Regions from separate parts of the Homo sapiens genome. Here all the other regions are linked to region 2. Evidence: read pairs that join two places in POLR2A ChIA-PET (ENCODE). Cell type or tissue: CD4-positive, alpha-beta T cell. All regions are shown on one strand.

The links. Peaks named below come from ENCODE experiments on the same cell type or tissue, not always from the same donor. Only the 100,000 strongest peaks of a DNase experiment are listed, where the experiment ranks them.
Region 1: POLR2A ChIA-PET joins it to region 2 with 11 read pairs; 9 of 35 experiments call an interaction of 5 or more read pairs at or near these places.
Region 3: POLR2A ChIA-PET joins it to region 2 with 16 read pairs; 11 of 35 experiments call an interaction of 5 or more read pairs at or near these places.

What each region holds. Positions count from the first base shown.
Region 1 is chr19:48,200,894-48,208,893 of GRCh38, reverse strand. It overlaps CARD8 (caspase recruitment domain family member 8), which reads left to right. Exons shown (of 14, transcript NM_001184900.3): 14 at 1-808. LOC124904734 (a long non-coding RNA gene) reads right to left here and starts at 4,733. Exons shown (of 2, transcript XR_007067282.1): 1 at 4,672-4,733; 2 at 1,619-1,709. RefSeq lists an enhancer at 4,635-4,804. In CD4-positive, alpha-beta T cell, no CTCF peak of the experiment used is centred here; a DNase peak (open chromatin) is centred at 4,893; H3K4me3 peaks cover 1,694 bases; H3K27ac peaks cover 1,272 bases.
Region 2 is chr19:48,329,960-48,337,959 of GRCh38, reverse strand. EMP3 (epithelial membrane protein 3 (MAM blood group)) reads right to left here. Exons shown (of 5, transcript NM_001425.3): 5 at 7,407-7,659. The coding sequence ends at 7,490. TMEM143 (transmembrane protein 143) reads left to right here. Exons shown (of 8, transcript NM_018273.4): 7 at 3,763-3,952; 8 at 4,527-5,604. The coding sequence ends at 4,741. Among named protein-coding and RNA genes, the nearest start is that of EMP3, 8.4 kb to the right of the region's middle. RefSeq lists a silencer at 3,567-4,086 and enhancers at 4,427-4,476, 4,487-4,576, 3,967-4,702. In CD4-positive, alpha-beta T cell, a CTCF peak has its summit at 3,923; DNase peaks (open chromatin) are centred at 3,109, 3,909, 4,909 and 7,709; H3K4me3 peaks cover 3,625 bases; H3K27ac peaks cover 3,087 bases.
Region 3 is chr19:48,244,998-48,252,997 of GRCh38, reverse strand. CARD8 (caspase recruitment domain family member 8) reads left to right here. Exons shown (of 14, transcript NM_001184900.3): 2 at 3,151-3,247; 3 at 3,365-3,475. It also overlaps the pseudogene VN1R97P. Among named protein-coding and RNA genes, the nearest start is that of CARD8-AS1, 6.7 kb to the left of the region's middle. In CD4-positive, alpha-beta T cell, no CTCF peak of the experiment used is centred here; DNase peaks (open chromatin) are centred at 3,127 and 3,417; H3K4me3 peaks cover 2,830 bases; H3K27ac peaks cover 3,601 bases.

The DNA.
Region 1 (8,000 bases), 130 kb after region 2:
TCTTGCCTCAGCCTCCTGAGTAGCTAGGACTACAGGTGCATGCCAACACGCCCGGCTAATTTTTTTTTAAAAATATTTTTAGTAGAGACAGGGTTTCACCATTTTGGCCAGGATGGTCTTGATCTCCTGACCTCATGATCCACCCGCCTCGGCCTTCCAAAGTGCTGGGATTACAGGCATGAGCCACCGTGCCTGGCCTCATTTGAGTATTTTTATAATGTCTCTTTTAAAGTCTTTGTCAGATAATTTCACTGTACATGTTATTCAGTGTTTGGTGTCCACTGAGTTGTCATTTGCCAGACAAGTGGAGATTTTTGCAGCTCATCCTTGTATTCTCAGTAGTTCCGATATGTACCCTCGAAATGTGAATGTTATCTTATGAGACTCTGTTTTATTTGTATCCAACAGAAGATGTTTATTATTTATTTGGCTTTCTGTGAACTGAGGTCTTAATATCAGCTCATTTTAAAAGTCTTTGCAGTGGTATTCGGATCTATCCTGTGTGTGCCTATGAGATTGGGTGCAGTGTATCCTGTTAGCTCCATTCTCAGGGCGTTTGAATGTGAATTAGGACCAGCGCAATGAATGCTCAAGTTGGGGTTGGGCGTTAGAATTCATAAAAGTCTTTATATGCTCAGATTCTGCAGCTCCATCCTCTTCATGATTGTGATCGTAAGGACAGTGGAATTTTGCAGTTGTCTATACCTTATCTTGAAGTAGAACTAAATTGTTACATTTGAAGAATGTACTTCATAAATTTACAAAAATAAAAAAATAGGTTAATGTTATTAAAACAAAAAGGCACACATTTTTAGAAGTTAAATTGATTTATTTGAGGATGCTAAATTAAAAATAGAAGGCCGGATGCAGTGGCTCACGCCTGTAATCCCAACACTTTGGGAGGCCGAGGTGGGTGAATCAGATGAGGCCAGGAGCTCGAGACCAGCCTGGCCAACATGGTGAAACCCCGTCTCTACTAAAATTACAAAAATTAGCCGGGCATGGTGGTGCATGTCTGTAATCCCAGCTGCTCGGGAGGCTAAGGCATGAGAATCACTTGAGCCTGGGAGGCAGGGGTTGCAGTGAGCCAAGATCACACCACTGCACTCCAGCCTGGCTGACAGAGTCTCATTCTGTCTCAAAAAAAAAAAAAAAAAAACAGAAAAACAACAATAAAAAAGAAGAAGTTCATTAGAATGAAGCTACTAAGAAGAAGATGTAAATATCAGGTGATATTTATAATACATAAAAATGATTCAACATGAGTAAACAAACAGAAAACTCCTTGTGAAAAATGGGCAAACGTTATGAGTAAAATGTTACAGTTTGTAAATCGCAATGGACAATGAACAAAAGTAGAATTTCATACGTCTAGTTATCAGAAACCTCATTAAAAGCCATAAAAATACTACATTTTATATTCATCAAACTTCCATTTATTAAGAAGTCAGTAATGCCTACTACTGGTGAGTATATGGAGCACAAATGTAAGTTCTGCTGTTGGTTAGGTAATGCTTGATTTTGGAAATTAATCTGAAGTTACACAGTGAAGTTAAAGGTATGTATACTACCTTATCCTGCTCAGGTTGCCATAACAAAATACCATGGACTCAGTGGCTTAAAGAGTAAAATTTTATTTCTTACAGTTCTCAGGCTGGGAAGTCCTAGATAAATATTTGGCCAATTCAGCATGGTTTTTTTTTTCTTTTCTTTTCTTTTTTTTTTTTTGAGACAGAGTCTCTCTGTCGCCCAGGTTGGAGTGCAGTGGCGTGATCTCGGCCCACTGCAACCTCCGCCTCCCGGGTTCAAGTGATTCTCCTGCCTCAGCCTCCTGAGTAGCTGGGATTACAGGTGCCCACCACCACGCCCAGCTAATTTTTGTATTTTTAGTAGAACAGAGAGGAGAAGGTTAGGGGTGAGTCAGAGGAAGTACGAGAGCAATCGCTAAGAGATAAGGTCGAACTTTAGGAGCCAGGAAAGCCTCCACACTTGTCACCCCACACATCAGGGCTGTCCAACAGAACTTTCTGCAGTGATGGTGTTACCCTATGGAAGGTCCTGACTGTGAGTTGTTAGGGTTCTTGGTGTGTGGAACAAAGAATTGAACAAAATGCACAAACAAAGCAACAAAAGAGCGGAGTAACGAAAGCACAGATTTATGGAAGTGAAAGTACACTCCAGAGTCGGAGTGGGCTTGAGCAAGTAGCTCAAGAGCCCCTGACTGCAGTGCTCTTTAGAGTTTTCATTAAGCTAAAAGAATTTGGTAACACCCCTAGGTGCCCTTTAGAGGCCTCCAGTTGGTTACACCCTATGAAGGATTGGCCCGTGACCAATCAAGAGGCTGAAGTGGAGACTTCTGTCTTGTTATCACAGGAGTGAGGATGTGGCCTGGATGCTGCCCAATCTTGCCTAGAACTGGCTGCACCTGCTTGTGCCTTAACCCTTGGTTACCCTAAATCCCTGTTATCCAGACTCATTGGGACTGCTCTAGATCTTCACTATCCAATACGGTAGGCGCTTCCTGAAATGTGCTGAGTTTTATTTCATTATAATTAATGTAATGCACCCACATGTGGCTAGCTGCTACTGTTCTATTGAAATGCAACTATACAACTTCCCATAATGTTTCAAAACACCAAACTCTTCTGTAACTCCCCCAGTCTCCCAAAACATCTTATAAAAATCCTAGAACAACTGGCTGGGGGCGATGGCTCACGGCTGTAATCCCAGCACTCTGGGAGGCTGAGGCGGGTGGATCACTTGAGGTTAGGAGTTCGAGACCAGCCTGGCCAACGTGGTGAAACCTCGTCTCTACTGAAAATACAAAAATTAGCCAGGCATGGTGGCGCACACCCGTAATCCCAGCTACTTGGGAGGCTGAGGCAGGAGAATTGCTTGAACTCAGAAGGTGGAGGTTGCAGTGAGCCAAAATTGCACCACTGCACTCCAGCCTGGGTGACAGAGTGAGACTCTGTCTCAAAAAATAAAAATAAAAATCCTATAACAACTGCACAATGCTCAAACGGCCCAATTCCCTACCTTTCCTTTTATACCTTACTACTACTCTCTTGTTGCTCCCATCATGCCTCACTCCCTACTCACATTTCCCAGACGGAGGTTACATGTGATATGGCAGCTGAGAGCCCAGACTCTGGGGCCCGATTGTGTGGGTCCAAATTCTGGTTCTAACACCTCTGGCCAAGTTATTTAACCTCTCTGTGGTGCAGTTTCCTCATCTGTAAAATGGGGGTGTGACAGTAACGCTACCTCATAGGAATGTTGGGATGCCTCAACAGCACTCATGTAAAGCAGAGATGGGTACAAGTAGCTTTATTATATATTATCTGTTTAACAATTGTATATGGGCCAGGCGCAGTGGCTCACGCCTATAATCCCAGCACTTTGGGAGACTGAGGTGGGTGAATCTCTTGAGGTCAGGAGTTCAAGACCAGCCTGGCCAACATGGTGAAACCCCTTCTCTACTAAAATTACAAAAATTAGCCGGGCGTGGTGGTGCGCACCTGTAATCCCAGCTACTCGGGAGGCTGAGGCAGGAGAATCGCTTGAACCCGGGAAGCAGAGGTTGAAATGAGCAGAGATCATGCCACTGCACTCCAGCCTGGGCGACAGCGTAAGACTCCATCTCAAAAACAAGCAAACAATTGTATATGGCCGAAACTTTCCATAATAAAACGTTTTTAAAAATAAGAGTACTTAGCATAGTCTCTGGCACACAGTCAGTGCTGATCTTGGCGTTAGCTTCAACACTCCGACTTTTCCTGACTATCCCCAGCTCCTCCTACAACCCAATTACTCTATAATACCTGTTTCCCCTATAATAACCCACTCTTCACAAACACTTAAATTAACCATAATGAGAGCTGCCAAATAAAATACAGGATGCCCAGCTAAATTTGAATTTCAGATAAACAACAGAGAGTAACTACAATATTATGCATTTTCCGAAATTAGAATTTAACTGGCCATTGCTTTCCCCCTAAATCTGGTAACTCTATCACTAAATGCCTTTGCATACTGAGGAATCCTCAGTGCTTCCTAGAGGCTGCTACTGAGTTGGCCTTCTATAAATAACAACAGAATTAACTTATATAATACCTCAATTCCCTTATAAAACTTCCAGCTTCTCTTTACAGCGCCAGTTCTTCCCAATCGCCTCCCAGTCCCTCCCATAGAGGACAACAGTCCCCTTTTCTTATACCTCCCCTTCTCCATGAAACCCCAATTCCGTCTATAGTCACATCTGTCCTGTTTACCAGTACTGTCAACTGTGCCTGGCTTCCAGCAGGAGCTCTATAATAACTGCAGAATGGCAAAAGAGCTTAATACCCCAATTTTCCCTACTGCTTTGGGAGGCTGAGGCGGGCGGATCCTACTGCGTTTCCACTTCCCCTTGAGCATCCCAAGTATCTAGTAACTTGTCGATTTCAATGATCTCCCCAAATCTCCTTATTACATAGGAATTCACCAAAACACTCCCTGTCCTTGAAAACATCCCATTTCCCCTAATATCACCCCAACTCCCCTTACTGCAGACTGATTCCTCCGGCACACCCTCCATCCCTCCAGTTCCCAGGCTGTTAGTCTAATTTCTCCCGCGAGGTCTCTAATCCCCGTCTCCTTCCACTCCAGGGTTACTGTGGCAACGCCAACCTTTGAATCCCCCTCCTGCGCGCTGAGCGGCTCGTAACCATGGAGACCGAAGCAGGTTTCCCGCGTCCGCCTCCTCACCCAGAGACTGCAGCCCCGGCGCCCAGACCCTTTGGACAAGGAGATCCAAGCGGGCCCCACAATGCTCAGCGGGTAAAGAGCTCCTCCCCACTCCTCTCCCGCCAGCAGACGAAGGAAACACCCCGCAGCCTGCACATGCTCAGATGGAGCTCTGGGCCCGCGGGTTCTACTGCGCAGGCCCTCACACTCAGCAAAGGGACTTGGACGCGAAAGCGCTGGTGGCGCTCAGCCGGCTGGGAGTTGTAGCTTTCTGGCTGCTACAGCAGGAGATACAGGTGGCCAATGGGTGAGCTGGCTGGAGGTAGGAACAAGGTTAAGGAAGCTGGGATCTTCGTGCAGACTGGATCGTCACTATAGCAACAATGAAACATCGGGAAGGGCTAGTTCTGCTAGGCAGTCTGCCATTTTCATTCTTTCATCTTTTTTTTTAACTCAAAGCTTACTTTGCAACAGGCACTGTTCTAGGCACTGGGGATACAATGGAAAACAAAATAGAGCTTCTATTTTGGCGGGAGATCGACTTAATAACTGTGAACACGTGTCACTGGAAAAAGCAGTATGTTAATAAGTAACTGGGCTGCTTTGGGAAAAATGGAAATGCAGGCGATGTTAGAACACTGGTACACACACTAATTCATTCATCCTCACAAAGCCCTATAGACAGGTACTATTATGACCCCTCAACTGTAACATAGGCTGGAAGGTCACATGACAAGGAAGTAGTGGAGCTGGGATTTGAACCCAGGCAGTCTGGCTTCATACTTGATAAGCTTAATCACAATGCCAAAGTGGTAAATAGCTGTGTGGCATAATTTCAGGTAGTGATAAGTGCTGTGAAGGATAAAGCAAAGAAAGGGGCAGGGATGGCTCTTTAGAGAGACTACTTAGGGATGGCTTTCAGGAAGAGGTGGCATTTGAGCAGGGGCCCGAGGGATTGATGTGACTTGTGATAAAAGAAAAACTTCAGACGAATTAAATTTAAAGAAGTTTAATTGGCTAGGCACTGTGGTTCATGCCTGTAATCCCAGCACTTTGGGAGGCCGAGGAGGGCGGATGGCTTCAAGTCAGGAGCTTGAGACCAGCCTGGTCAACATGGCAAAACCCTGTCTCTACTACAAATACAAAAATTAGCTAGGCATGGTGGTGGGCACCTGTAGTCCCAGCTACTCGGGAGGCTGAGGCACAAGAATTGCTTGAACGCAGAAGGTGGAGGTTGTAGTGAGCTGAGATCGCACCACTGTGCTCCAGCCTGTGCAACAGAGCGAGACTCCATCTCTAAATAAATAAATAAATAGAGTTTAATTGAGCAATGAAGGATCCACGAATCAGGTAGCCTCGGGCCAGAGTAGGCTGAAACTCCAGCACAGCCATGTGGTGGAAGATTTATGGACAGAAAAAGGAAAGTGACATACAGAAAACGTAAGTGAGGTACAGAAACAGCTGGATTGATTACAGCTCGGCGTTTGCTGTACACAGTTCGAACAGTTGGCTACATTTGATTGCCCAAAACTCGGTGATTGGCACAAGCGTAGGCCACCTTCTGTTTACACCTCCACTTGTTATAGTTCACGACGTACAGAAAAACCTTCAGGCCGAACTTAAAATATGTAAGGAGGCAGCTTTAGGCTAAACTTGATTTAACACTGTGAGCTATATATGTGGGGCATATAGAGGGTTAAGGTTTACTAACCTTTAGTTTCCTCTTGCCTTCCTGAAGGGCCAAATACTGTAATACGTGCAGTTCCCTCCAATAGGAACGTACTTCTTCATTCTCTTTTCCTGGCAAACACATTCTTCAAGGTCCAGTTCTGTGAAGATCCTTCTGCCTGTTTTTTAAAATTTATTTTTATTTGTTTGTTTATGGTCACATACGTCTCTTCCTGGTCTGGACTCATCCAATCCATTTGTCACAGTAAAGCTTCTGGGGTAGGGGAGGTGGTTATTCTAATGTACATCCAATCAAGCCACTCTCTGTTTAAAACCTTTTGAAGGCTTCCCATACCTCCCAGGATAAAGACTCACCTCATCTTCTATCTTTAAGGGCTTGCGGATTTCACTGTCCAAATCTCTCCCTCTTTCACACTCTGACCCATCTACACTGGCCCATCTTCTCTTTACCTTATGGGCTGAGCTCTTTTCCACCCCAGGGTTCTGTGTGTTATTTGGTGAATCAATTAATGAATTAATTCAGCTTCCCGTCACTAACCAGATAGCCCACATCTAAGAATCTAATGATAAAACAGGCAAGTGGAGAAGTTTTGGATTTGGTTTGCGCTCAATAGCTGTTGTTTGCCTTCCCAGGATCCCTCCTGCCTCCTTTCCTTTCTCTCTTTCTTTTTTTTTTTTTATTTTTTATTTTAAGAGATGGGCATCTCCGGGCGCAGTGGCTCACGCCTGTAATCCCAGCACTTTGGGAGGCCGAGGTGGGCGAATCATGAGGTCAGGAGATCGAGACCATCCTGGCTAACACGGTGAAACCCCGTCTCTACTAAAAAATAGAAAAAATTAGCCGGGTGTGGTGCCGGCCACCTGTAGTCCCAGCTACTCGGGAGGCTGAGGCAGGAGAATGGCGTGAACCCGGGAGGCAGAGCTTGCAGAGAGCCGAGATCGTGCTGCTGCATTCCAGCCTGGGCGACAGAGCGAGACTCCATCTCAAAAAAAAAAAAGAGATGGGCATCACGGGTGTGACTAGCTGGGGCCAGTATCATGGGAGGTAAAGGCATTTATCAAGACAGTCGTAGGGAAAGAAAGGCAGATTTATTAGACAGATAGTACATTGCAAGAAAGCAATGGGCAGCACAGCAGACGAAGAGCTGTCTGCAAAGGCAGGGGCTGCAGGGAAGTTTCATAGGGTTGTACTGGAGGGGTCTACGTGCTGAACGAGTTACCCTAGTCCTCCCGGCCAAGGCATTTTTTGAGACAGAGTCTCACTCTGTCACCCAGGCTGGAGTGCAGTGGAACAATCATGGCTCACTGCAGCTTCGACCTCCCAGGCTCAGGAGATCCTCCCACCTTAGCCTCTTGAGTAGCTGAGATCACAGACGTGCACCATCATACCAGGCTAATTTTGTTTCTATTTTTGTAGAAACGGGGTCTTCCTATGTTGCCCAGGTTCGTCTTGAACTCCTGGGCTCAAGCGGTCCTCCCACTTTGGCCCCCCAAAGTGCTGGGATTTCAGACATGAGCCACCAAGCCCTGCCAAGGCCTTTTTAGTTCACCCAAAAGCCAGATGACTCCCGATATGTGGGCAA
Region 2 (8,000 bases):
ACCTGCTCCTTTAACTAGAATTCAGCTCCATCGGCTTGGCAGATACTGACACAAACCCAATGTGTTTTTCATACCACACGGTCCCTAACGCATGCTATTCCTGCATCTTGCCCTCAACCGAAGAAATGGCGATTCGTTCCAATGCAGGCACCTAAACTGACTGTGCTGGCCTGGTGAGAAGAGGGTACAGTCCACATGCAAGCGTGTCATTGGTACCTTGCAGGCCATTTCAGCGATTTTCTGGGGTGCGCTGACTTGAGAGGCATTTCACCTCAGGCCTCGGTGTGAGATGGGAACACCCTATGGGCACCCAGCACAGGGTGTGGGTGACTGTTCCATAGTAGCTGATGTTTGGTAAGTGTTTCTGAGGGGCCAGGCTTTGTCCCAATGTTTTTTTTTTTTCTTCTTTTTTTGAGATGGAGTCTCGCTCTGTCCCCCAGGCTGGAGTGCAGTGGTGCAACCTCAGCTCACTGCAACCTCTGCCTCCTGGGTTCAAGCCATTCTCCTGCCTCAGCCTCCCAAGTGGCTGGGATTACAGGCGCCGCCACCATGCCTGGCTAATTTTTTGTATTTTTAGTAGAGACGGGGTTTCACTATGTTGGCCAGGCTGGTCTTGAACTCCTGACCTCGTGATCCGCCCGCCTCGGCCTCCCAAAGTGCTGGGATTACAGGCGTGAGCCACCGCGCCCGGCTGTCCCAATGTTTTATTAACCGTGTATTGACTTCCTGAACCCTCCCTGGCATTGGCATTGTTGTACAGACAGTGCTGACTGAGGACTTAGGTCTTACCAGGGGCAGCCGGTAAGGGTTTAGTGGGTCAGGCAGCCAGGCCTGCCAGCTACAGGGTCCAGTGGCCCTGAGCTCATTTTGTGGCTGAATGGAGGAATCTGGGTACAGGTACAGGTTTTCTTTTTTTTCTTTTTTCTTTTTTTTTTTTGTGAGACTGAGTCTTGCTCTGTCACCCAGGCTGGAGTGCAGTGGTGCGATCTCAGCTCACTGCAAGCTCCGCCTCCCAGGTTCACGCCATTCTCCTGCCTCAGCCTCCTGAGTAGCTGGGACTACAGGCACCCACCACCACGCCCAGCTAATTTTGTTTTTGTATTTTTAGTAGATACAGGGTTTCACCGTGTTAGCCAGGATGGTCTCGATCTCCTGACCTCGTGGTCTTGATCTTCTGACCTCGTGATCCACCCGCCTCGGCCTCCCAAAGTGCTGGGATTACAGGCGTGAGCTACTGCGCCCGACCGCTTTTTTTTTTGAGACACAGTGTCACTCTGTCGCCCAGGCTAAAGTGCCGTGGCACGATCTCGGCTCACTGCAACTTCTGCCTCCCGGGTTCAAGAGATTCTCTTGCCTCAGCCTCCTGAGTAGCGGGAATTACAGGCACATGACACACACCTGACTAATTTTTGTATTTTTATTTATTTATTTTTTTGAGACAGAGTCCCACTCTGTTGCCCAGGCTGGAGTGCAGTGGCGCAATCCTGGCTCACTGCAACCTCCACTTCCCGGGCTCAAGCGACTCTCCTGCCTCAGCCTCCCAAGTAGCTGGGATTACAGGTGCCTGTCACCATACCTGACTAATTTTTTTTTTTTGTATTTTTAGTAGAGACAAGGTTTCACCATGTTGGCCAGGCTGGTTTCGAACTCCTGACCTCAAGTGATCTGCCCGTCTCGGCCTCCCAAAGTGCTAGAATTACAGGCATGAACCACCGTGCCAGGTCTAATTTTTGTATTTTTAGTAGAGATGGGGTTTCACCATGTTGCCCAGGTTGGTCTCGAACTCCTAACCTCAAGTGATCTGCCCTCCTCATCCTCCCAAAGTGCAGGGATTACAGGTGTCAGCCACTGCATCTGGCCTGGGCACAGTTTTTCAGTGGGAGCCCAGAGGGCACTGATGCCCTCATTTCTCCTTACCAATATCAAGGATGAGAAGAGGGGTCCAAGCAAAGAGACTAACGGTGGGGAAGTGGGCAGCCAGTAGACAGCTGGGCCCAGACCTGTTCTTCCCCCCAACATCCTTCCCCTCTCCTCTTCTCTTTACAATTTAACTTTTTTCTTTTTTTGAGACAGGGTCTCACTCTGTTGCCCAGCCTGGAGTGCAGTGGTATGATCATGGCTCACTGTAGCCTCAGCCTCCTGGGTTCAGGTGATTCTCCTGCTTCAGCCTCATGAGTAGCTGGGACTACAGGTGCTCACCATCACACCCAGCTAATTATTATTATTATTATTTTTTGAGGCAGAGTTTCATTCTTGTTGCCCAGGCTGGAGTGCAATGGCATGATCTCGGCTCACTGCAACCTCTGCTTCCCAGGTTCAAGCGATTCTCCTGCCTCAGCCTCCCGGGTAGCTGGGATTACAGGCATGAGCCACCATGCCCGGCTAATTTTGTATTTTTAGTAGAGACGGGTTTCTCCATGTTGGTCAGGCTGGTCTCGAACTTCCAACCTCAGGTGATTCACCTGCCTTGGCCTCCCAAAGTGCTGGGATTACAGGCGTGAGCCACTGAGCCCAGCCTGCTATTGTTTTTTAATTTTAATTTTTTGTAGAGATGAAGCTTTTGCCATGTTGCCCAAGCTGGTCTTGAACTCCTGGGCTCAGGTGATCCACCCACCTTGGCCTCTCAGCGTTGGGATTACAGGCCTGAGCCACTGCACTTGGCCTACAGTTTAATATTTTAAACCATTTTTTCCTTCATTATAGAAAAGTTCAAACAAACACAGAAATAGGATAGTATGATAAACTCCACTAGCCAGCACCTAGCATCAACAATTAGCAATAGTTAATCAGATTTCCCCTGAAGACCTCCACTGTCCTACTATTGGATGATTTTGAAGTAAATCCTACCTAGACTTATTTGGAAATACTTTATTATGTCTCTAAAACATAAGGATGTATTGTAACAAAATCTTTCAAAGCTAAAACTCCTATCATCTGCAAACCTTTGGGTAAATCCATTAATACATGGCTCAGATGAGCAAACCAGTGCAGTGGTTGCTGAAAACTGTAGGCCAGATGGGGCTGGTGGTCTTGGAGCCACTGGAATGAGGGCACGTGTGTTAAAAATACAGATCCCCAGCCGGTGCCTTGGGTCACGCCTGTAACCCCAGCACTATGGGAGGCTGAGGAGCGAGGATCACTCCAGGCTGGGAGTTTGAGACCAGCCTGGTCAACACAGGGAGAATCCCGTCTCTACAAAAAATATCGGGCTTGGTGGCGCACACCTGTAGTCCCAGCTACTTAGGAGGCCAAGGCGGGAGGATCGCTTGAGCCCGGGAGTTCAAAGCTTCAGTGCGTTATGAGTTTGCCTGTGAATAGCCACTGAACTCCAGACTGGGCTACAGGGCGAGACCCTGTCGAAAAAAAAAAAAAAAGGAAAGAAAAGAAAGAAAGGAAGGAAGGAAGAAAAAGAAAGAAAGAAAAGAAAAGAAAGAAAGAGAAAGAAAGAAAAGAAAGAAAGAACGAAAGAAAGAAAGAAAAAGAAAGAAAGAAAGAAAGAAAGAAAGAAAGAAAGAAAGAAAGAAAGAAAGAAAGAAAGAAAGAGAGAAAAAGAAAGAAAAAGAAAAGACAGACCCCAAAAATCCCCAAATAGATCCCTCGACTGAGCTCTGGGGACCCGTACTGAAGAGGTCTGGGTAGGACCTCCCCGCCTCCTCAGGGGAGTAAGCGGCGTGGGCCGTGCCAGCGGGGGTGACCCCGGGGGCTGTGTATGGGTGGGGGCGCACCCCGAACTGAGCCCACGGGGCGCTGTCCCGCCTGCAGATGTTCGGGCAGCGGCGCAGCGCGCAGGCGTTGGAGCTGGCGCACATGCTGTACTATCGCAGTACGTCCAACAACTCGGAGCTGCTCAGCGCCCTGGCCCTGCGCGCGCAGGACGAGCACACCAAGGAGGCGCTGCTGGCTCACAGCTTCCTGGCCCGGCGGCCAGGGGGCACTCAAGGCTCGCCCGAAGGTAGGACGTGGCCCTGGGACCCTGCCCCCAGGGGCCACACCCCCGCGAGGCCCCGCCCCAGCGAGATGCGTCCCCACCCCCAGTTCCCACGGGTGAACCTGACGGGTTTGCGAAGAGACCCCGGCCCTCAGCAGACAGGACCTCCGAATCCAGACTCCGATCTTGGTGCCTGATGTGACAGCCCTTTCTTAACCTCAGCCTGGTTGGGAGTCTTGGCTCCATGGCACGGCCCCCTCCTGTCATTCTTTCCTCTACCTGAGCTGACACTCTCCCTACAAGAGATCCTGCGCGCTCCCTGTGTGGGCTCCAGGTGGTCCCCTTGCCTACAGGAGCCCCCACCTTCCCTGCCCAAGAGCCCCTGACTGGTCCCCAGACGAAAGCCCCAGAGCTGGGCCTTCTGGCCCTCTCGACCCTCCTGGGCCTTGTTCCGCTCCCCTCCAAGCCTCAAGATCACTCCTAGGCTTCTCCCAAACCCAGGCCCTTCCTGTTCTTTGCCCTACGCCCCTCCTTGCTGCTCCCTCGAATCTTCCCCGATCTCAGTGTGACCTCAGAACACCTGCCTCTCCCCTTGCAGAGACCTCCAGGTGGCTCCGGTCGGAGGTGGAGAACTGGCTCCTAGCCAAGTCAGGCTGTGAGGTGACCTTCAACGGAACTCGGGCCCTGGCGCATCTGCAGGCCCTGACCCCCAGCATGGGATTGTACCCACCCCCGGGTTTCCCCAAACTAGACCCAGTGGCTCCGATCACTTCCGAGCCCCCGCAAGCCACGCCCAGCAGTAACATCTCCTGAGTAGAACCTACCTCCCTGCCCAGTCAGCAGGCTAGGAACTAAGCCCCGCCTCCTTCACGACAGGCTGTCAATTACGGTTATTATACTTTTCACTCCAACTTCCAATAACTGACAGGTGATTATTTTTGCTGCACTGTGTGCTTAAGCAAAGCAGCCAATCAAAGCAGCTAGCAGTTGTTAAGTCTTCCCCGCCCCTTCGATGAACAGCCAATCAAAGCGATTTAGCTCTGCTTCTGTTCCATTTCTTAGTCCCACCCTCACCATAAACATCCAAGTGTGGTTTGGCTGAGGAGCTGAGGGTGTCTGCCAATCACAGCTGCTCAGCTCTGGCTTCTGTAAACCGCCAGGTAGAAGAGTTAAAGCTGCGCCCTCCCGAGACTATATATCATTGTCTTTTTCAGCCCGCTCCGGGCAAACTGCCCATCATGTGCACCAAGGCCGTTAGCCCTGCCTCCTGGCAAACGTCCAGTGACAGCTGCTGGGTTCCATCAACTTTGGGCAGCCGGTTGTCGCTGCAGGGAAGGAACCAATAAGAATTTCTAAAGGAAACCTGATCTTGCTATCAATTGCTGCTGCTTAAATGGCAGGCCAACTGGTCAGCTGCTGATCAGGGTGTCTAGGCTGAAGGAGTTGGAGACCTTGTGCTAGGTAGGTGAACCAGAAACCACCCTCGCCACCAAGACTCGCTCCCAACCTGGCTCCCGGCAACCTCAGGTGCCTTCCTCGCCCAGGTCTTTCACCCTTTCTACAGAAACTACCTCGGTCTGGATCTCCCCACCACCAGCAGCCTGTGCAATATTTATTGGTCTATCAATTTCTCCCGTCTCCTGTCCCAAAGTAATAAATCATGTTTAATAAGTCTGGATGAGGCTACTCTTAACGCACTGCCTTTAGGGTAACCCTGCTCTGTAGGAGTGGTTAAAAAATTATTTTTAAAAATCTAGATGAGTGGGATGGCTGCAGGAGTTGGAGGGAAGGAAAGCATTTGAATCCTGGAAAGAGGGGAGGGACTCTAGCTAGGTCTTGGGGTCCCAGACAGAGAAAGCTGTAGTCCTAAAAAGAGGCTGGGTTCATGGTCGGTGAAACAAAGACAGTCATAGAAGAGGATCTTAGAAGGATCTGATTCCAGAGGAGTCCCAGGGCCTGATGAACAGAGGAGATAGCGTAGCCATGTGCGATTGTGCAGATTTGCAGATTTTTTTTTGTTCTTGAGATGGAGTTTCGCGCTTGTTGCCCAGGCTGGAATGCAATGGCATGATCTTGGCTCACTGCAACCTCCGCCTCCTGGGTTCAAGTGATTCTCCTGCCTCAGCCTCCCGAGTAGCTGGGAGGCGCCTGCCACCGCGCCTGGCTAATTTTTTGTATTTTCAGTAGAGACGGGGTTTCACCATGTTGGCCAGGCTGGTCTCGAACTCCTGACCTCAGGTGATCCACCTGCCTCAGCCTCCCAAAGTACTGGGATTACAGGCGTGAGCCACCGCACCCGGCCTGTGCAGATTGTTAACTGCACAAAGGAACACAGCCACGGGTGGGTGGCTGTAAGACCCAGCCCATACCCCTACATGTATCCTGGTGTGGGGCTGGGTCAGCCAGAAGAAGGGGTGCCTCCTAATTTTTGCTAACGTGTCATATGGGCTAGAGGCAGCCTTTGGGGAGACAGGGGAAGTCTCCCTCTCTAGGACCCCAAATGTTCAGTCCCTAGAGAGGGAGACTGGGCTGGGCGCGGTGGCTCCCGCCTGTAATCCCAGCACTTTGGGAGGCTGAGGTGGGTGGATCACCTGAGGTCAGGAGTTCAAGACCAGCCTGGCCAACATGGTGAAACCCCGTGTCTACTAAAGATACAAAAATTAGCCGGACGTGGTGGTGGGCGCCTGTAATCCCAGCTGCTCAGGAGGCTGAGGCAGGAGAATTGCTTGAACCCGGGAGGCGGAGGTTGCAGTGAGTGAAGATCGCACCACTGCACTACAGCCTAGGTGACAGAGCGAGACTCCGTCTCAAAAAAAAAAAAAAAAAAAAAAAAGAGAGAGAGGGAGACTGGTTTCCTAGAGGGAAAAAGAAAGCTGTCTTCCCAAATGGAAAGTTAGTAGAAAGAAAAAAGAGTCCAGAACTAGCCGGGTGTGGTGGCTCGTGCCTGTAGTCCCAGCTACTCGGGAGGCTGAGGCAGGAGAATCGCTTCAACCCGGGAGGCGGAGGTTGCAGTGAGCTGAGATCGTACCACTGCACTCCAACCTGGACAGAAAGAAAAAAAGAGTCCGACAATCTAGAAACACACACTATGCCCGGGGTTCAGAGAGAGAGAGCAACAGAGTGACAGAAGCTTGAGCAAGGAGACAGGACTGGTCACTGCAGGCTTCCTATCCTAACAGGGTCTGCTGGGACCCAGAATCCAGGTTCTTCCCAGAAGTGTCTGAAGGTCTAGATTCAGGTGCCTCACAGAGGTCTCTTGGGCCTTGAGCGGGGAAGGCCCAGGCTCTTGGGTCTGTGGGAGGGAAAAGGTGCCTGGGGTCCCGGCTCCTGTGTCCTCGGGAGGAAGGGGTTGGGGGCTGGGAGATGGGCATTCTGAGGGCTGAGCAGCTGGCGGTGGGGACCATGTTAGGTTCAGGAGAGGTCAAGCGTGCGCAGCCTGGGTCCCTGGAGGCGGAAGGAAGGAAGATCAAGGCAGAGCCCGCGGTTAAGGTTTTATTTTTTGGAGGACGCGCGGCGAGGGGGGCCGGGAAGGGGCGGGGGCAGCCGAGCGAGGCGGGGCGCTCACTCCCGCTTCCGTAGGTGGATGTAGATGATGCCGCTGACCAGGGCGAGGGGGAAGGCCACCCAGGCCAGGGCGAAGCAGTATCCGAAGCTGCCCCCTCGCGGGTGCTTCTCCAGGATCTCCTCGGCGTGAATGGCATAGATCAAGGCGCCAGTAAACACCGCCACGCCTGCGGAAGATGAAAACCACACGTCATGCAGTGCCCCCTCAAGACTACATTTCCCAATATCCCATGGGGGCAAAGAAGCGCCGGAGGGCCCGTGGGCAGCGCCGCTGCCTGCTGGGAGTTGTGGTTCTTTCCCCCCCGCCCAGCGCCGTGCAACTGTAGCGCGGCCTTAGGTAACTGATTTAATCTCTCTAGGTCCAATAATATCTCTCTATCCATCCAAGGAATATTTTTGAGTGTGTTTCTATAAGCCAAACATGCAGTAGTAAATTCATAAACCAAGAGAGAAGCTTTGCAAGAACCTATAATGTTCCCCAAACTGACTGTGATTAAGTTAGCCCTTT
Region 3 (8,000 bases), 85 kb after region 2:
AATGAATACAAGAAGTGCCATAGAGCAGTGCAGTTTAACAGAAATATAATCCAAGCCCCAAATGTATATTAAATTTTCTAGCAACTGCATTTAAAAAAGCAAAAACAAGCAGATACAGTTAGTTTAAAAATACCTATGTAGTTGTATATGTATACACATATGTGTGTGTGTGTGTGTGTGTGTGTGTGTATATACTGATAAGGCCAGTGCGGTGGCTCACACCTACAATCCTAGCACTTTTGGAGGCTGACACAGGCGGTTCACTTGAGGTCAGGAGTTCTAGACCAGCCTGGCCAACGTGGGGAAACTCTGTCTCTACTAAAAAATACAAAAAAATTAGCCAGGCATGGTGGTGCACACCTATAATCCTAGCTACTCGGAAGGCTGAAGTGGGAGGATTGCTTGAATCCAGGAGGTGGGGGCCGCAGTGAGCTGAGATCACACCACTGCATACTCCAGCCTGGGTGACAGAGCAAGACTCTGTCTCAAAAAAAAAAAATTATATATATTATATATATTCTTACATATGTTTTACTTACATATTTGTGTATATGTATTTTATTTAAATATGCATATATATGTAAACATAACAAAACATATACATACGTTTTACCCAAAATGTCATAATTTAAACTTGTCAGCAATGTGAAAGTTATTAAGATAATATTTATATACTGTTATTTATATTGACTTCAAAACCTGAATGCTTTTTAAATTTATGATACACCTCAATTCAAACTAGCCCTAATTCAATTGCTCAATAACTGCATGACTTTTTCTCCACAAAAGTCATCATGGAGACTTCCCAGCTGCAGAAGAAAGTATGGGGTTTGAGATCAGCCATTGAATGCTCCCTGAGAGCTGATCATTCTTGTCTTAGAGAGGAAGAGGTAAATTAGGAAATAATTTTATTATTTTTTATTAGCACAAAAGGGCAGATGGTTGGGTAGCATGATGAAATAATTCCAGTGATCATCTCTAGTCTTGATTTTTTCTCAGATTTATAAAAGAAATAAAGAGTGATGAAGTTGTTTGAGCAATAAAAGCACACAAAGCAACCAAGCAGCAGGAGGATGGTATGGGTGGCTCTGTGTTCAGGAGATGGCTGGGAAGAGAGGCTAGGGCTGTGCAGACGCTGGGCTCTCCGCCGGTGTCTGCAGAGGAGACTGGCCATGTTGATGCTGGTCCAGACCATGAGGAACACAAACAGGACATGGCGAATCACCATGACATTTATAAATGATCCTTGGGGGAGTTTTATCTGTTTAGATCACGGATGTATGCCAAATCCATTAAATAGTACCAAGAATAAGGAACATGTGCAAAATATATTTGTGGAATGAATAAAATAAGTCCCATAGAGCAGTGCAATTTAACAGAAATATAATCCAAGCCCCAAATGTATATTAAATTATTGTATGTATGGCCTAGTTTGACAACAGTCTTGCAAATATCCAGGACCAGAAATGGTGAAATTGGTATTGGCCTCTACGGTTTCAGTGATGTGAACGTAGATTAGCATGTTGGTGATCCAGAGGAAAATGAAAGAGGGAACAAACCTCAAGGCTGATATGCGGATCACACAATAGTTTACCAAACTGCCCAATATCATAACCAGAGACGTTCACACTACAAACCAGGAGAAAAAGTTGGTGTTTTCACACTGTATAACTTTCTGCAAGATGCTGAAACAAGACTCTATATCATAATGAGACTTTCATCTCACTTAATTCGACCTTTTCTACTTAGCAGAATAATGGTGTAACTTAAATTTTATGATCAATTCCTTCTGCTTATAACTTAACAGAACCCAACCTACAAAATTCTTTAGTATCCATTGGTTAAGCAAGAAATTGTCTGTGATGTTGCTAATACGACATGCTATACCTGAATAAATTCCTCTGAGAAAAGTTGAGGCTCCTATACACAAAATAAGAAAGCAGGCCATGTGGTTACCCCAGGTCTCACCTAACTCCCTGCTGTCTCGAATAACTGTTTGAGTTCTTCAATTAGTTGTCTTTAAACCTAGGTTTATGGCTCAAAACCATATGCAAACTGAAAATCTCATATTGCTCTTAATTTGTATTTCCCCTTACTTTGTATTTCTCCTTTTTAAACTTTGTATGTGTTACTTGTTAAATTTTTTCAGAGGTGCAGCTCCTAACAAAATAATACTGAATCAGCACTTTAAAGGGATAGCAAAAGACTGTAGAACAGACAAAATTGAACTTACTAATGGACTCCAGGGAGACTTAGCCTGAGAGCCACATCCTTCAAATCTCTTTTGTTGCTCAAATGTGCTTTTGACATCGATTCCTAGTCACCAGTCACTCCCCACAACATGGGATGAGACCAGCAAACTGGGAGAGGTCCATGCTGGCATCAGGGGACATCAAATCTTAATTACAGAATGATTGATCAATAATGCTTTTAGAGAAAGTTCTTGATCACAAGGAGAAATCTGAAAGTTGTCAGAACAAAATGGAGCCACTAATGTTAAGATGACCCTGACAAATAAAGCCAGGAAAGCCATGAAGAGGGGGGGTCTTATCCTTGTATGCTTGAAAATGAAAAAGACTCTACAAAACCCACAACCTTGCATAAAGGTCATTGCAACCTTAAACAAAAAATATTTCTGCAAGGAATGCTGCCCAGCAACTGCCTGTCCAACCTCAGACTAATGTCACCTTTGTGCCTGATCCTGTGGCCAAGGAAAATCCTGTCAAAACAATATGCAATCCTCCCCATTTCTGTCTTCCTTTATCTTCCTGAATATATACATAGTTTAATATGGCATATCTATTCCCAATTGCAATGCTCTATTCCCAAATAAACACTGTTTCCTTTAGGAAGCTTTCATATGTTTGTTATTTAGGTTAACACTTGTAATAATTAAAGGATTACAGTTACAATGTAAAATTATTAGTATTAACAACACAAACATTGGTATAAAAATTATTATTACAGAAATTAAAACAACTTGAGTATGGAGAGATTAAGACTGTCCCAGCCAAGTCATTGAAGTCATAAATTTAAGCTATGACTAACAGGATGCAAAGCTTCCTGAGGGTTTTGTTTTGTTTTCAACAAGCGGAGGGCCCCATTTCCCTTTCCGACAGCCTCATAGGAACTTCTCCCTTTCTTCTCAAGTGACCAAGAGGAACAGAACACAGAGCAGCCTGGCAGTGTCCAAGCAACAAGCCTCCGCTCCTCCTTCCTGCACCCTGGGGCTCCTGAAACTCACATGGTAAGCGCTGCAGAAACGCAGCAGGTGGTGACTTTAGGGGAGGACAGGCCAAATGGGAGAATCCCCTTAAGCTTCGGTTTCTCTAGTTCTCAACTTCTTTTGAAATAATGTTCATAGAGAAGGAGGGCTGTCTGAGATTCGAGGGAAACAAGCTCTCAGGACTTCCGGTCGCCATGATGGCTGTGGGCGGTAAACGCGGTTAGTGCAAGCATCTGGGCCATCTTCAATGTGAGTAGGAAAAAACACGACTACACTTACTTCTGCAGAGTTTATAATATCCTTGCCCATTATTTACAATAAAATATCTAAAACATAGGTAATAATATATTTTAAATAAAATTGAAGCAATATATGAAATTTCTCTGAAATTCATCCAGCCACTCTCGGCTGTTGCCACTATCCAGAAACGTCTTAATCCCCCTGCATGATTTATGTATTTGGTTTGTATTTTAAATATTATTTTCTGTAATATTTAAAACTTGTATTTGCTTGGTATCGTGCTGTGCAGTCTCATGCAATTTGATTTTTAATCAATATTACTTTTTTTTTTTTTTGAGACGGAGTCTCGTTCTGTCATCCAGGCTGGAGTCCAGTGGTGTGATCTCGGCTCACTGCAACCTCCACCTCTCGGGTTCAAGCGATTCTTCTGCCTCAGCCTCCCGAGTAGCTGGGGTGACAGGCGCCCGCCACCACGCACGACTAATTTTTGTATTTTTAGTAGAGACGGAGTTTCACTATGTTGCCAGTCTGGCTTCGAACTCCTGATCTCAGGTGATCCGCCCGCCTCGGCCTCCCAAAGTGTTGGGATTACAGGCGTGAGCCACCGTGCCCGGCCCAATAGTACATTTTAAATATTTATCCATGTTTACATGTGGTTTTAATAATTTATGTTAACTGCGCTACAGTATTAATGCAATGATGATATTATAATCAATGTATCCATTCTTTGATGATGGACATTCAGTTTGTTACCCTGTTTTCTGATAGCAAACCATAATACAATGGACTTTTTATATGCATTTTCTTGTCCACACATAATTTCAAGGGTAGGTGTGTCTTGAAGTCTAGATACAGCCAGTTTATTCTCCAAAGCGGCTGTGTTTTCAGTCATCTCCACTACTGGTTTACGAGTTTCCATTGCTACACATTCATATTCACACTTGATTTTGTCAGCTTTTCTTATTTCCATCAGTATTGTGGGTGAGAATGATAACTGATAGTGGTTGTCATGCACATTCCCCTGATTACTAGTGAATTTTAACATCTTTTCAGGACATTTGTGTTTTATCCTTTTGATTCCTTATTTATATCATTAATTCATTTCTCTGTTGTTTGTTTCTTCAATATGTCAAGGAATAATGAATTTTATTCCAATTTTTGGAAGTTTAGGAATTTTTTTTAAATGACAGGGCTTCGCTGTGTGGCACAGACTGGTCTCAGCCATTTGGACCCAAGTGATCCTCCCACCTCGGCCTCCGGGTGGCTGGGGCTACAGGCAATACGTGCAGGCAAGGCTATAACTTCATGCGTGACTGGGATTTTTATTACATGTTTTTTAAAATTTCCAATGTCACATAAAATACTATACAAGAATTTTAGTATTTGAACTTTAAAGAATGTAATTTTGCATTTTTTTCTTGTGAAGATGAATACAGATTTTCATGGGAGTAAAAAAGACAATTTAAGGTGAAGAGTATTTGGTTTTCATGAAATAATTTGATTTCTAAAATAAAAGTAAACCGTCAAAACTTTTTAAATGCAATATGAAAATGTTTTCAGTTGAAATAGTCATAGTAAAATTTGATGAGTGGTAACTGAATTTTAATTGAAATTTCAATTGAGAATACATATGATACAATGTGTATCACAAATGGTAAAAATCATGTGTATTTTAATGTTAAAATTTAAAATTTAGTGTAATTTAATTTTGCTTGTGTGACATCAAAACAAATGGAAGCATTGTGTGTGTGTGTATATATATATATATATATATACAATAACATAGTGTCATGAAAGTATAGTATATATATATAAAATTTTGCGTGTGAAAATTTTAGGTGGAGGTTTTTAAACCATTTGTTTACTTTATAAAGGGTAATAAATTCACATAGTCTGCTCCCCAAACACAGTTGAATATGTACTGTGGTGTTACTGTATATATATATATCCAGAGTTTCTTTATGCATATACAAATTTTTACTCTTTACTTGAAGAGTAGAAAGTTTACATGTTGTTTACTATGCCTTTCTTCATTAACAATAGATCTTAGTGATAATTCAGTATCAGTTTTTAGTGAACTTTGACATTCTTTTAAAATTGCATATTATTTCATCATCGGATGTATCATGATGTCTTTATTCATTCCCCTATTGAAAAACATTTCAGTTGTTTCAAATTTTAGTTTATTTTATTTTACTTTTAATTTTTGAGATGGAGTCTTGCTGTGTCACCCAGGCTGGAGTGCAGTGGCACCATTTTGGCTCACTGCAACCTATGACTTCTTGGTTCAAGCGATTCTCCTGCCTCACCCTCCCGAGTAGCTGAAATTACAGGCCCATGCCACCACACCCAGGTAATTTTTGTATTTTTCGTAGAGACGGGGTTTCACCTTGTTGGCCAGGCTGGTCTCGAACTCCTGACCTCAAGTGATCTACCCGGCTTGGCCTCTCAAGGTGTGGTGATTACAGGCTTGAGCCATAGCGCCTGGCCTCAATTGTATTTATGAAGAGTGCCACAGTGAGTAAACATGTGAGCATGAGTTCATACATAGGTAAGTATATTTGTATAGGAGTATATCAATTCCTCAAAATTGATTTACCATTCCAAATGGGATGTCATTTATGCGTTCAAAGATGTCCATAAAGTTGCCATCCATATAATGAATAGCAGGTGACACTCCCATCAGCAATATCAGAATGTCAGATTTCCCACAGCCTTGTCAGTAGATGAGTTTTCAGACTTTCGCATGATTTCCAAATTCATGGAGAAAAAATATTCAAGAGTAGCTTTAATCTTCATTCAGCATGGTGTTTTTTCATTCAGCACGTGCTTGGGAACCATTTATTTTTCCATTTCTGTGAATTTCATGTTCATATCCTTTGTCTACCTATTTCTAGAGCAATGTTTTTTTTTATTATTGATTTTCTATTTCATGTATCAGAATAGCTCTTTGCTCTGCTCTATTTGTCTATCTGTTTGTCAGTCTATCTATCGAGAAGTAAATACAGGCATGTGTAGGCACAGTTCGGTATACATGCATGGATTCCCCAGGTCTTTCCACTGAGAGAGATTAGGACAAAGATATCTTAGTAGCTGTAAACACACATAGTTTCCAGATCTTGGTTTCTAAATACTGTTTTTGAATACAAGGGAGCCAAGGATCCGTGGAGAAGTGGTTACTTCCAGGGCTGGGGCAGGAGTATATAGGATAACATTGGAACAAATTGTGACTCCAGAACATGAAGAAATATTCCAAAAAGGACGGGGCATGTTGACTGAACACAGAAGACAAACATGCATGACCTCAGCCTAATCGTGAGAAAACATCAAAGAAATCCAAATTGATAAACATTCTGTAAAATAGTTGACCATGTTCCGCAAAAATGTCACAATCACAAAAGACAAGGGAAGAATAAGAAACGGTCACAGACTGGAGGAATCTAAGGAGGGATAACAAGTAAGTGCAATGTGAGATCCTCGATTAGATCTTGGAGAACAAAGAGGACATTCAGACAAATGTTGATAAAATTCAAATAAGGTCTGCACATTAAGTAATGGTATGATATGCTAACATCAATTTCCTGGTTGGATAATTGTATTATATATACTATTATATATGTAATTATCATATTACAATTGCATATACAATTGTATATTATATATAATATATTAAATGTAGATATGCAATTATTTATATATAATACAATAAATGTATATATAATACAATATACAATACAATAAATTAGTTATTTTATATATAACAATTATTTTATATATAATACAATTATATATAGCTAACATTCAGATAAGCTGGTTGAGGATTTATGTGAATCTTTGCTATTTTTCAATGTTTAAAATTATTTCAAAATAAAAGCATTATATGGGTCATGTAGTTTTTTTGTATAGTTTAGTTCTAGGTACCATAGTTGCTATTTTAATGAGTGTATTTTCTTCTTTCATGGAATTGGGATAGTCTGTTATATTAAGAAGCTATTCACTTTTGTATATTAAGATTCTTCTGGCTGGTGCGGTGGCTGACACCTGTAATCCCAGCACTTTGGGAGGCTGAGGTGGGCGGATCACCTGAGGTCAGAAGTTTGAGACCAGCCTATCCAACATGGTGAAACCCCATCTCTACTAAAAATACAAAAAAAATTAGCCAGGCATGGTGGTGCATGTCTGTAATCGCAGCTACTTGGGAGGCTAAGGCAGGAGAATCACTTGAACCCAGGATGCAGAGGTTGCAGTGAGCCGAGATTGTGCCACTTCTCTACAGCCTGAGCGACAGAGGGAGGCCCCGTCTCAAAGAAAAAAAAAGATTCTTTCTCTAACTTACTGGTTTATCTTACTTTTGTAGCTTATTTCAGGTGATTCGTTATGTTTCTCTATAGAGGAAAATAACGTGTAGTGAGTTATAGTTTAATCTCCTTCCTTTCAATCACTGTATTTGGAATTTGTCCAATATTTTGGAATAAGCTTCCGATATTTTAACTTAAATAGGGAAGGTCTTGGTATTTTCCTGACTTCAGCTGGA